2 separate regions of the Homo sapiens genome follow, and region 2 is linked to region 1. A link is a contact called in ENCODE Hi-C or POLR2A ChIA-PET data. All regions are on one chromosome and are shown on one strand. The core of a region is the stretch at or near the end of the contact, and the rest is flanking DNA. Distances in the headings are between cores, read along the strand shown. Region 1 overlaps LINC02943 (long intergenic non-protein coding RNA 2943). Region 2 holds the start of B3GALT5 (beta-1,3-galactosyltransferase 5).

What was found. A loop is a pair of places that touch in the nucleus more often than their neighbours do. ChIA-PET counts read pairs that join two places held with the same protein, here RNA polymerase II (POLR2A).
Region 2: a map of IMR-90 shows a loop between it and region 1 (15-fold over the local background). The contact joins the promoter of B3GALT5 here to the enhancer-like site in region 1. A Hi-C loop is called at or near these places in 1 of 168 maps with a recorded cell type or tissue (IMR-90). POLR2A ChIA-PET finds 5 or more read pairs at or near these places in 1 of 52 experiments (activated CD4-positive, alpha-beta T cell).

Annotation. Positions count from the first base shown.
Region 1 is chr21:39,064,416-39,069,493 of GRCh38, forward strand. All of the region lies in intron 3 of LINC02943 (long intergenic non-protein coding RNA 2943), which reads right to left. Among named protein-coding and RNA genes, the nearest start is that of LINC02943, 18 kb to the right of the region's middle. Within about 2 kb of position 2,541, at least 2 of the 41 ENCODE cell types and tissues checked have a DNase peak (open chromatin) inside an H3K27ac peak, as active enhancers do.
Region 2 is chr21:39,610,803-39,616,050 of GRCh38, forward strand. It overlaps B3GALT5 (beta-1,3-galactosyltransferase 5), which reads left to right and starts at 2,138. Exons shown (of 4, transcript NM_001356336.2): 1 at 2,138-2,265. It overlaps B3GALT5-AS1 (B3GALT5 antisense RNA 1), which reads right to left and starts at 2,020. Exons shown (of 3, transcript NR_026542.1): 1 at 1,495-2,020.

The sequences.
Region 1 (5,078 bases), core at 1,291-3,790:
GAGGTTAGGCCATTAGAACTCTTGCAGTTTCTGCCTGGCCCTGCTGAACATGCTCTCTAGGAGCCCTGAGGCCAGGTGAGGAGTCCAAGCACTCTGCAGGTGCTCGGCCTAAGCCTCAGCTAAGCCTCACCCTCTGGCATCCACTTCAAGTCACCAGACATGGAAGTCAACAGCCACTCAAATACTCTAAACCAACCCATTCACAGCTGAATATAATTAAGTGACTTCTGTTCAGGACGCCTGAAACAGAAGAATCACCCCGCCAGTCCCTGCTCAACTGCCTGGCTCACAAAATCATCTGTCAGTATGAGTTCATGATGCATTTGATCTCAAAGGAAATATAAACTATCTTTAAGAAGATACTGTCCCCTGAAAAGGCCTAGAAATGTATCATCAACCCAGCAGCACTGAGCACTGTCATGCTGCACTGTGGTCTCTAAATACCATTTCCTACCAAAAAGAACGGGGCTGCCTGCAGGAATGGCTGATTCCAGATCCGAAAATGAAAATACACACAATGAATCTAAAATTGTGTCATCCAGAAATCAAAGAAGCTACCAAACATTAATAGGGGCATGCCAAAAGAAATCAGGAGTTCATCTGAATAAAATCTTACTCATCAAAAATAAAGGCCAGGCATGGTGACTCACACCTGTAATCCTAGCACTTTGATAGGTTGAGGCGGGTGGATCACTTGAGGCCAGGAGTTCAAGACTAGCCTGGCCAAAATGGTGAAACCCCGTTTCTACTAAAAATACAAAAATTAGCTGGGCATAATGGTGCACACCTGTAATTCCAGCTACTTAGGAGGCTGAGGCACAAGAATGGCTTGAACCTGGGAGGCAGAGGTTGAAATGAGCCCAGATTGTGCCACTGCACTACAGCCTGGATGACAGAGGGAGACTCTGTCTCAAAAAAAAAAAAGATATAATTTAAGCATCAATAAAAATAATAACTACAATAGGCTGAATCCATAGGTTCATAATAATATTAAAAAGCTCACTGCTCACAACTGGAAGATGGTCATGAACCACATCGCTACTCTGAAGTTGATAAAGAGAAAAGATAAGGCATTTACTAATCTTTGCCTTCACAATACAAACTGCAGGATAACAAAAGAATTGATGGGCGAAAGGATTCCAATTAGTAAACAAAGAAGGGATGATCTAATGTCACATTTTGAAACTCCTAATGAATTCATGGATCAAGGCAATGGAAACCACAAGAAAACCTGAGAGAAGCTGGTTTTAAATACTTTCTGATAGAAGAGCCCAGCAACATCTATGAAGTCATCTTAACACTCAAGAATTTAAACTCAAATCTGATCAAACCTCTAGCTCCAACTACTAAAGTTTAGGAAAAGCAAGGCATAGAGAAACATGTTAGACAAAAGCATGGCACTATAGGAAGTTACAAGGCAAATGCGTTGATTTTTTCAATTAATAAATGACCATACAACCAGAGAGGGACTTATGAACCAATTTAAACAAACTAAACTTGTTTGGATCCCAATTCAAATAAATCATCCAAAAAAATTCTTAAGACAATTTAGGAACTGTAAACACTGACTAAGTATTTGCTGATATTTTAAAAGATTGTTTTTATATGAGATAACAGTATAGTGGTTATTTGTTTTTAAGTTCTTTGTCTTTTCCTTATCTTTCAGATACACACTGAAACATTTAGAGATAAAATTATCTGATTCTTGGAAACTGCTTCAAAACAATTGGGTAAGGGCAAAGATTAAAGAGGTTAGAAAAAACAAGATTGGCTAAATTGATAATTTTTGAGGCTAGGTGGTCAGTACATTCGCTTCATGATAAATGGCTCTCTAACTTGGTATATGTTTTTAAATTTTGCGTTAAGTTTTTTAAAAACCATGCTGACAAATAATTTTCAGTAACATAGAAAATGCTTATGACACAATATTACGTGGGAAAAGGCAGGAAAAAATATCAATATAGTAAGATCCAAGCTATGTAAATCAGTATGTTCAATGCCCAAATGTTTGCAGTGGCTATTTTGGGTGGTGGGCTTATTATGGATAAATGTCATCCTTTACACTAATTTTCCAACTTTCTTTTAATACAATGGGCACATATGACCTGGCGAATTAGGAAAAACAGATAGTTATTTTAGTTTTTAAGAGTAGGTGAACTATGAGCCATTTGAAATAATACTCTTGAGTCTTGAGTCTTGAGTGATGTGTTTAGGTAACATCCTCTGAGAGAGAGCTGGCACCACCCCAGGGTGCCTCTTAGCACCTAAAAGTCACATCTGGTGTAAGATGGCAACGTGCCACTCTGTTTCTGAGGCGCCGTAAACAAAGGATTGATACATTTATGTTTCCACTCAGTATGACCAAAGGAATGAAAAAAGTGCAATAATCTCACATATTTGACTCTCGGATGTCCCCAAAGGAGCGCAGCTTGGTAAATGACTATCACTAGGTAATCACTGTTCTAGAAACTTCTGTGCCAGAGACAACTTGGGCGTTTTACAGTTTTTGTTCTGTTGCAAGACGTGATCCAGGGGATTATGCACACTCCTCTCCTGCCTTTCTCCACAGGAAAGCAGACTGTTAGTCCCTCAGCAGGGCAGAGCATGCCAGGTCAGGGGCTCTCTCAGCAGACATTTCCTCAGAGGCCCGAAGCCCTAGCACCTCCCATAAGCAGGGCCTTGCTTTCCAGTGGAGTGTTTGTGTAAAAGGAATTTTTATGCCAGTGCCCTCTTAGGAATCTTTCTTTAAAATCATATGAAAGAAATGCAGAGAGAGATCTGAGTAAATCCTATACAACCCATAAGCCTAGAAAGTTCCAGAAGCATTCAGAATATTAATACAGCCATCATCAGGCCTTTTCCTCTCCCATGGAGTCATTGGCACCCTGGGAGATCTGGCTGGATAGTTCTGTCCATAATCTCTTAGATTTCTTGGTGGTTTTGTTTTATTTTATTTTTCCTCTTCTTGATATCCCTCCTGAGGATGATTTGACCTTTCTGGTAAAAATCTTAACTTGGGAATTTCTTGGATTTCCTGCCTGGAGATTATCACTCCAACATTTCCATATCGCATCTGCACATCTGTGTGGTTTCCAGCATTTGTACTTCATTCCGTCACTCCCCAGTGGCTCTCAAATGTCTTCTCCAATCTCAACAAACTGCCCTCTGGGGCTGTAAGCTCCATTTTTATCGATGGGAAAATAGAGACACCAAGAGGACTTGGCGAGGAGCGAATTCACCCTTGCCTGGACCCTGCTCCAGCCACGCTGGCCGGCCTCAGCGAGGGGCACCCACACACACAGGCCCAGTGCTCCACTCAGACACCTAAGGAGGCAGAGGCTCCATTAACACACCCTCATCCTCACCAGGCTTCCTTCTTTAGCCACAGGTGTGTCTGCCGTGACTGCATCTACCCCAGCATCAGTATGCAAATAAGCCAAAGGTGCAATGCATGGACTGACCTCCACGTAGATTTCACAGGATGGAACTGCCGTTTACAGGAGTCCTGTATATGGGAATCTAAACTTACCCATGAAAGGCAGAAAAGCTTCGGGAAATCACTCTTCGGGAAAGTAGAAGAAGAACTTAGATAACCCACCACCTCCCAGAGTGCACCCAGATGGAATGGATGCATCCTTCCTCGGGCTGAAAGGTCTGAAGAGAAGCTCCCTAGATCAGAGCCTCTCACCGGATTAAAATCCAGATGCAGATTCAGTAGGTCTGGCACGGCCTGACATTCTGCATGTTAACAGCCCCTAGTTGATGCAGATGCTGCTGGTCCTTGCAGCCCACACTTTAAGTAGCAAAGATTTAGAGCTGAGCTGCCCAATACAATGGCCACTACCTACTGTGGCTGTTGAGCCCTTGAAATGCAGCAAGTTATAATTAAAATGTGCTGCAAGTATAAAATACACACAAGATTCTGAAACTATTCCAAACAACAGATAAAGAGGGACTCCTCCCTAACTCATTTTATGAGGTCATCATCATCCTGATACCAAAACCTGGCAGAGACACAACAAAAAAAACATTTTAGGCCAATATCCCTGATGAACATTGATACAAAAATCCTCAATAAAATACTGGCAAACCAAATCCAGCAGCACATCAAAAAGCTTATCCACCAAGATCAAGTCAGCTTCATCCCTGGGATGCAAGGCTGGTTCAACATACGCAAATCAGCAAAGGTAATCCATCACATAAACAGAACCAATGACAAAAACCACATGATTATCTCAATAGATGCAGAAAAGGTCTTTGATAAAATTCAACACCCTTCATGCTACAAACTCTCAATAAACTAGGTATTGATGGAACGTATCTCAGAATAGTAAGAGCTATTTATGACAAACCCACAGCCAGTATCATACTGAATGGGCAAAAGCTGAAAGCATTCCCTTTGAAAACCGGCACAAAACAAGGATGCCCTCTCTCACCACTCCTATTCAACAAAGTATTGGAAGTTCTGTCCAGGGCAATCAGGCAAGAGAAAGAAATAAACGTATTCAAATTGGAAGAGAGGAAGTCAAATTGTCTCTGTTTGCAGATGACATGATTGTATATTTAGAACACCCCACCGTCTCAGCCCAAAATCTCCTTAAGCTGATAAGCAACTTCAGCAAAGTCTTAGGATACAACAGCAATGTACAAAAATCATAAGCATTCCTATACACCAATAATAGACAAACAGAGAGCCAAATCATGAGTGAACTTCCATTCATAATTGCTACAAAAAGGATTAAATACCTAGGAATACAACTTACAAGGGACGTGAAGGATCTCTTCAAGGAAAACTACAAACCACTTCTCAAGGAAATAAGAGAGGACACAAACAAATGGAAAAACATTCCATGCTCATGGATAGGAAGAATCGATATTGTGAAAATGGCCATACTGCCCGAAGTAATTTATAGATTTAATGCTATCCCCATCAAGCTACCAATGACTTTCTTCACAGAATTAGAAAAAACTACTTTAAACTTCATATGGAACCAAAAAAGGGTCTGTATAGCCAAGACAATCCTCAGCAAAAAGAACAAAGCTGGAGGCATCATGCTACCTAACTTCAAACTATACTA
Region 2 (5,248 bases), core at 888-3,387, 550 kb after region 1:
CTACATGGTAGTGCTAAGCAGTGAGCAGGTACGTTCCTGGTGCAGGGTGTTTGCCTTTGCTGTGATCTCATCTGCCTGGAATGCTCCCTCCTCATTTCTGCCCTTTCACCATGGGGGGTCTCAGCTGGAACACTGTCCCCATGCAGAGGCCCTTAGCCCTCCAATTCGTTTCCCTTATCCTTGTTTTTATACCACTTACTAGCCTAATTGAAAACAAGCTGCTCAAATGAAGAAGTCATTGTAGTATAATTAAATTACTCTGGTCTTGGAAACAAAAAATGGAGGACCCTCCTCCCAAGGACAATTTCAGGGAAGAAGCTTCCAGCTCCACCACCAGCACCCAAAGCTGAAATTCTACCTGAACGATTCCCTGATTTTTATACTTGGAGCGCAATAAGTGTATTTTAACTGTTTACATTTAACATATAAATGTAATTTATATGTCGGTATTGACATGTATCCAGGCTTGGCTTCTGTGGCCCCTGCTGAGACTGGCCCCCTGCCCCTCAGAGCAGAGCTCTAAGTCTCAGTCTCCCAGGGCCCTTTCTCTGGGTCCTGCACCCTCCTCCCCCACCACCTTTATTAAAAAAACACCTGCCCCATGTCATAGCCCCTCAGGTGCCGGCTCAATTGAGGTGTCCGTAGCTGGACAGAGGTCTGATGTGCTTCTTGGTGCAGGACGTGCTGGGTGGGAAAGGAGGAAAGGGTGGGAAGGGAGTGGGGGGAACAGCAACCGGGGACTGGGAGGGAGAGGGCAGGGGGCACCCCGGAAGGCAGGCAGGCTCACCTCCTGTCCCCTCTGGGCTGGTACCCACCCCACTTGATGCTGCCTGAGGCGGCATCCTGTCTGGCCCTGCTCAGCTGTGAGTGTGCCAGGCCCGTATGGTTACCCCAGGAAACGGGAGCTGCACAAAGCCACGTGCAGAATCGCGTGGGAGTTTAATAATCCCGGCTGGTGATTGCTGCCCCACGGCTGCGTTCCTCTCCATCAGACCCCTCATAGGCTTCCCTCCAACCCGACGCTCAAGCTTCCGAGGCCTGTCCGTTCTCTGAAGCGATTCTACACCTTTTAGGCTCTGGACTCCATGTTCCTAATTTGTTTTTGGAGCGGGGGGTCTCTCCTCACTTCCCTATTAGCTCACGTCATCTTTGTGCAAGAAGGATCACATGTCAGCCGTGGGGAAGAAAGGGCTGGCACTGCTCTGAAGCTGCTGAAGTTATGACATTAAGGAAAATAAGCCAGCTTCATTGGGCTTGGGGTAGGCGCCTGAGCATTGGGACTTTTAAGAGTTTCCCAAGAGATTTTACTGCAGCCAGGGTTGAAGATCACTGAATTGAATGATATGTTCTCAATCCCTTAAAAAATGTATATTTGTCTACATAAATATATATCTATTTTTCCTGCCAGAGAAAGGTGGGGTCCCACTGGCTTCAGCTCCTGCGACCCCTCCCCCACCCCCGCACTATGGCTGTGGTACATCAGTATTCATTTACCTGGGGGCCGCCTGTGGCTGTGTGACCCAGGACAGGCCCTCTGACTTCTCTGTGCCGGAGTCGTCTCATCCGTGAAATGGGAATCGTCAAGGCATCTACTTCACTGGGTCGTCACTGCGCAGTCCCATAGCGCCCCACGCCTTGCATGACTTTGGCTCATTCCTCATAATCAGGCCTTTTGCTTAGCATCTCTTTTTAAAAACATCTGGTTGTGGTGGTGGTCGGGGGCGGTGTTCTTTCCGGGGGCATCTGGGGTTTGAGAAGCGAAGGACCCCACAGCCTTCCCTCTCCTGTGAGTGTTTTCAAAGTTAACTTTGGGACGGTTCTCCCGGAGGGCCAGACAGAAACTCAAAGAACCGGCCTCAGGGGATCTGAGCAAATTCCACCGTCGTCAATTCCTGGTGCTCCGTGAAAGATGCTCTTTCCCTCGGGGCTTCGGAGCCGGAGCATTTGTAGACAGTTCCTGCCTCTTCACTCGGCTGCCGGCCTGGGGGTCCCGTCGCCTCCCGGAGCCGCCCGCCGCGTCCCCCAGCCCGCGCCGCCCTGCGCGGCCCGCCGGCCTCCTCACCTATCAGATTTCCTGTGCGCATCGCCGCGCGCTCCTCCCACCTCCTAAATGCGGAGCGGAGCGGGGAGCAAAACCATCCTCGGCCTGGACCCAGCGCCTCCGGGGACCGGCCGCGCGCCCCCTGCGTCCGCGGGCCGGGATGCGGCTCTGAGCCAGCGGCGGCTTCCAGCCCGACTGGGCCTGCCGGGGCTGCCCCGCGCACGGTAAGGCCCGGGGCTGGGGCGCGGGGCGCGGGGAGCGCTGGCCGGGAGCGGGGGGCCGGGTCCTGCGGCGCGCGGGGGCGTGGGTGCCGGGCGCAGGGGACCGCGGCGCGGCCGCGCACTGCAGGCGTGCTCTTCTGTTTTCTCCTTCGTTCCTTTTAAATGAAGGGAAAGAAAATTGTTACAGACCAAATGTCATCAAACTTGGTGTGAAAACATACTCATTTATAAAGTCTTATCGCTACTCACGCCACGCCCCGAGGAAGTTGTGTTCCTGGGTGGGCACGGTGCGGACACAAGACTTAGGGAATCAGCACTGGATGGAAACATCGCACAATTAAAAAGAATGGCCTAATCTTAAGCAACAACAACAAAACAAACTCTGAAGCACCCTGCGGCAGGCAGCTTCTGCATCGTGGGGGTTGTGGAAGGGGCTGATGGGCAGGATCATGAGAAAGACAGCTTTTCATTAAGAGATGACACCAGGGGTTTTGACTTTGGGAGGACCAGAAGGGAGTCTGTAGGTCATTGCTAAATACAGTGAGGTACCTTAAGACTCAGTAATGAACATTATTTTAAAAACAATATCTGTACCGTGTGTGTGTGTGTGAGTGCGTGTGTGTGTGCGCGCGTATGTGTGCGCATGTGCACGTGTGTTCTCACACACACCGCACCATAATTTTCCTTCGTGGTTTTGTTTCGTTTTTTGTTTAGGTTTCTGACTCTTGAGGGATAAATACAGCTTCCAAATAATAGCAACTGAATCTGCAGTAATCAGATGTTGGAAAATTATTTTTCACTGGTCCTTTATGTTAGCATAGCAAACTTAAGTCTTTGTTATATGTGGCCACCTATTGTAAATATTAACATTACTTCTCATCTCCACATCTTCCTCATTTACTATTTTTGTCTTTTTCAAAGAGATGGAGATGGAGGAGGAGTAGAATTTAATGAAGATACAGATCTGGGGAAGTGTCATGTTTCGTTGGGTGCTTGGGGTAGGCAGTGGCTGCTGTTGAGAGTATTTTACAGATGTAGGAAGTCTTCGGAGGGGCATTTCTAGGTAAATGCATGCTGATTCTGCCCATCTTTACATGTACCTTTTGTGGTGTTTCCTCTTTAAAACAGGTGCGTGTAATATGCAAATTTGGTTTCAAAGGGAGAATTTTATATCTTTTAAGGAATGATTGCATGTGTATTAAGTCTTGTTTCCTATCTCCTTTCATTTTTTCCTTCTCTTTTAAAGTCAGTTCGTCTTAAGTAGTTTCTTTGTTAGGTAAATTTAATAATAATAAAAATCTGACGTGTTCAGGAAGGAGCTCAGTGTGAGGCCCATGGACGTTACCTCCTGGAGATGCAAATCGGAAAGAGATGTTTCACTATGCTGTCACCTCAGAAGATTGACAAGGACAAGGTTGTCTTTGCAAAGGTTCTTCCAGACAAGGGCATCCCTTCTTTTGTAGGATTTCTAAGTAGGTACTTTGAATAAACAAGGGCCACCTTTAATAGTTGGTTTTATGAGATTCTGCATACCTCACCATGGCCAAACTTCTCCACACGGATGGTAACCTTCATCCATGCAGCAGAGGACACGAAGGTGTAGCCCTCCCTCCTCTGTCCCTGGACAGCTACAGATTCAGGCCAGTTCAGACGGGTCCAAGAAGAGTTTCAGGGTCTCCATCTTGTCCTTCCTGGGCATGGAACTGAGCCCAGTACTGGCATCCCAGGGGATGCCCCCCATGCATGCTTGTCCATTTAACTGGGCGTCTGATCAGATTTCTGCTTGGTTTTCTGCCAGGCCTAGAGCCTGATCCTGAATCCTGGTTACAGTGACTTTGAAAAGCTGCCTGGGCTTTATCAGCCTCTCTCCCCGGGTGACCGGGATACTGATGAGGATGGAGTCCCTCCTTGTACCTGACAGACGTCTGTCTCCCTGACTATAACAGCCTTGTTCCTGGGTCCCACCCAAGCTTCGTGGCCCTGCATAAACCCAGGTTTGCAGCCTGTGTTCATTGCTCTTCTGTCGACCTTTCTCCTCCTACTGCTTACTTTCCTCTGCTGCCCCTTCCTGCTCCCAGGTAAGTCCTTGGACTTGGTGAGGGCTCCCGTATTCCTTGTTAATTCCAGTTTCTTCTCTTTTGCCTTGGCCTGAGGATAGGGTTCCATCAAGCTTTGTGGCTGACCTCTTCCGAGTTTTGACAACACTTCTTTGCCCGTGGAAGGAGGGAGTTAACTGACCCTGTGTCTGAAGATGAAAGGTGAAGGGGTGGGTAAGATGATTTATAGAGATTTTGAGAACTAACATGGCCTTCAGTTGAAAACCAGAATTAGGAGCTCTGAGTATCGTGCAGGTGCAGTGAGATTCATTTGAAAAACAAAACAACCGGAATTTTTATATCTAATTTTGAACATCATCCCCACATCCTTAATAGAAGACATCGGAGCCAGAAGTCGTTTGGGACCAAGTTGGGTAAACAGAGTGGCTGATCATTCATTCACGCATTGAATAAATATTCTTGCAGAGATAAATAGCTCAGGCTCTGCAGCCAGATGACTGGTTGCAAATCCCAGCTTTGACAGGTACTTGTTATATGACCTTCGGCAAGTTACTTAATTTCCCTATGCCTCAGTTTCGTTAATTGAAATTGAAGAGAATAATAGTACTTATTTCATAGGGGTGGTTGTGAGGATTACGTGGTTCTGTATATAATAAAGAACAATAGAACAGTGCCAGGTATATACATGCTACTTAAGTTATAGCTATTGTTGTTATTATGACTTCTTGTTGTGTGCCAAGCACTTTACCATGCTGAGTAATAATTGTTTTGGATCAAGAATGAGGTATGGAAAGAAGGAAACAAAACTAGTTGTTTCTTATTGAATTTTAAAAAATAACATGATTTGAAAAGTAATTCCCAAAAAGTTGTGAGAAGAATATTGTGAGCAAGGGCAGAATTATTTTTATAAGATGACTAACATCAGGGGA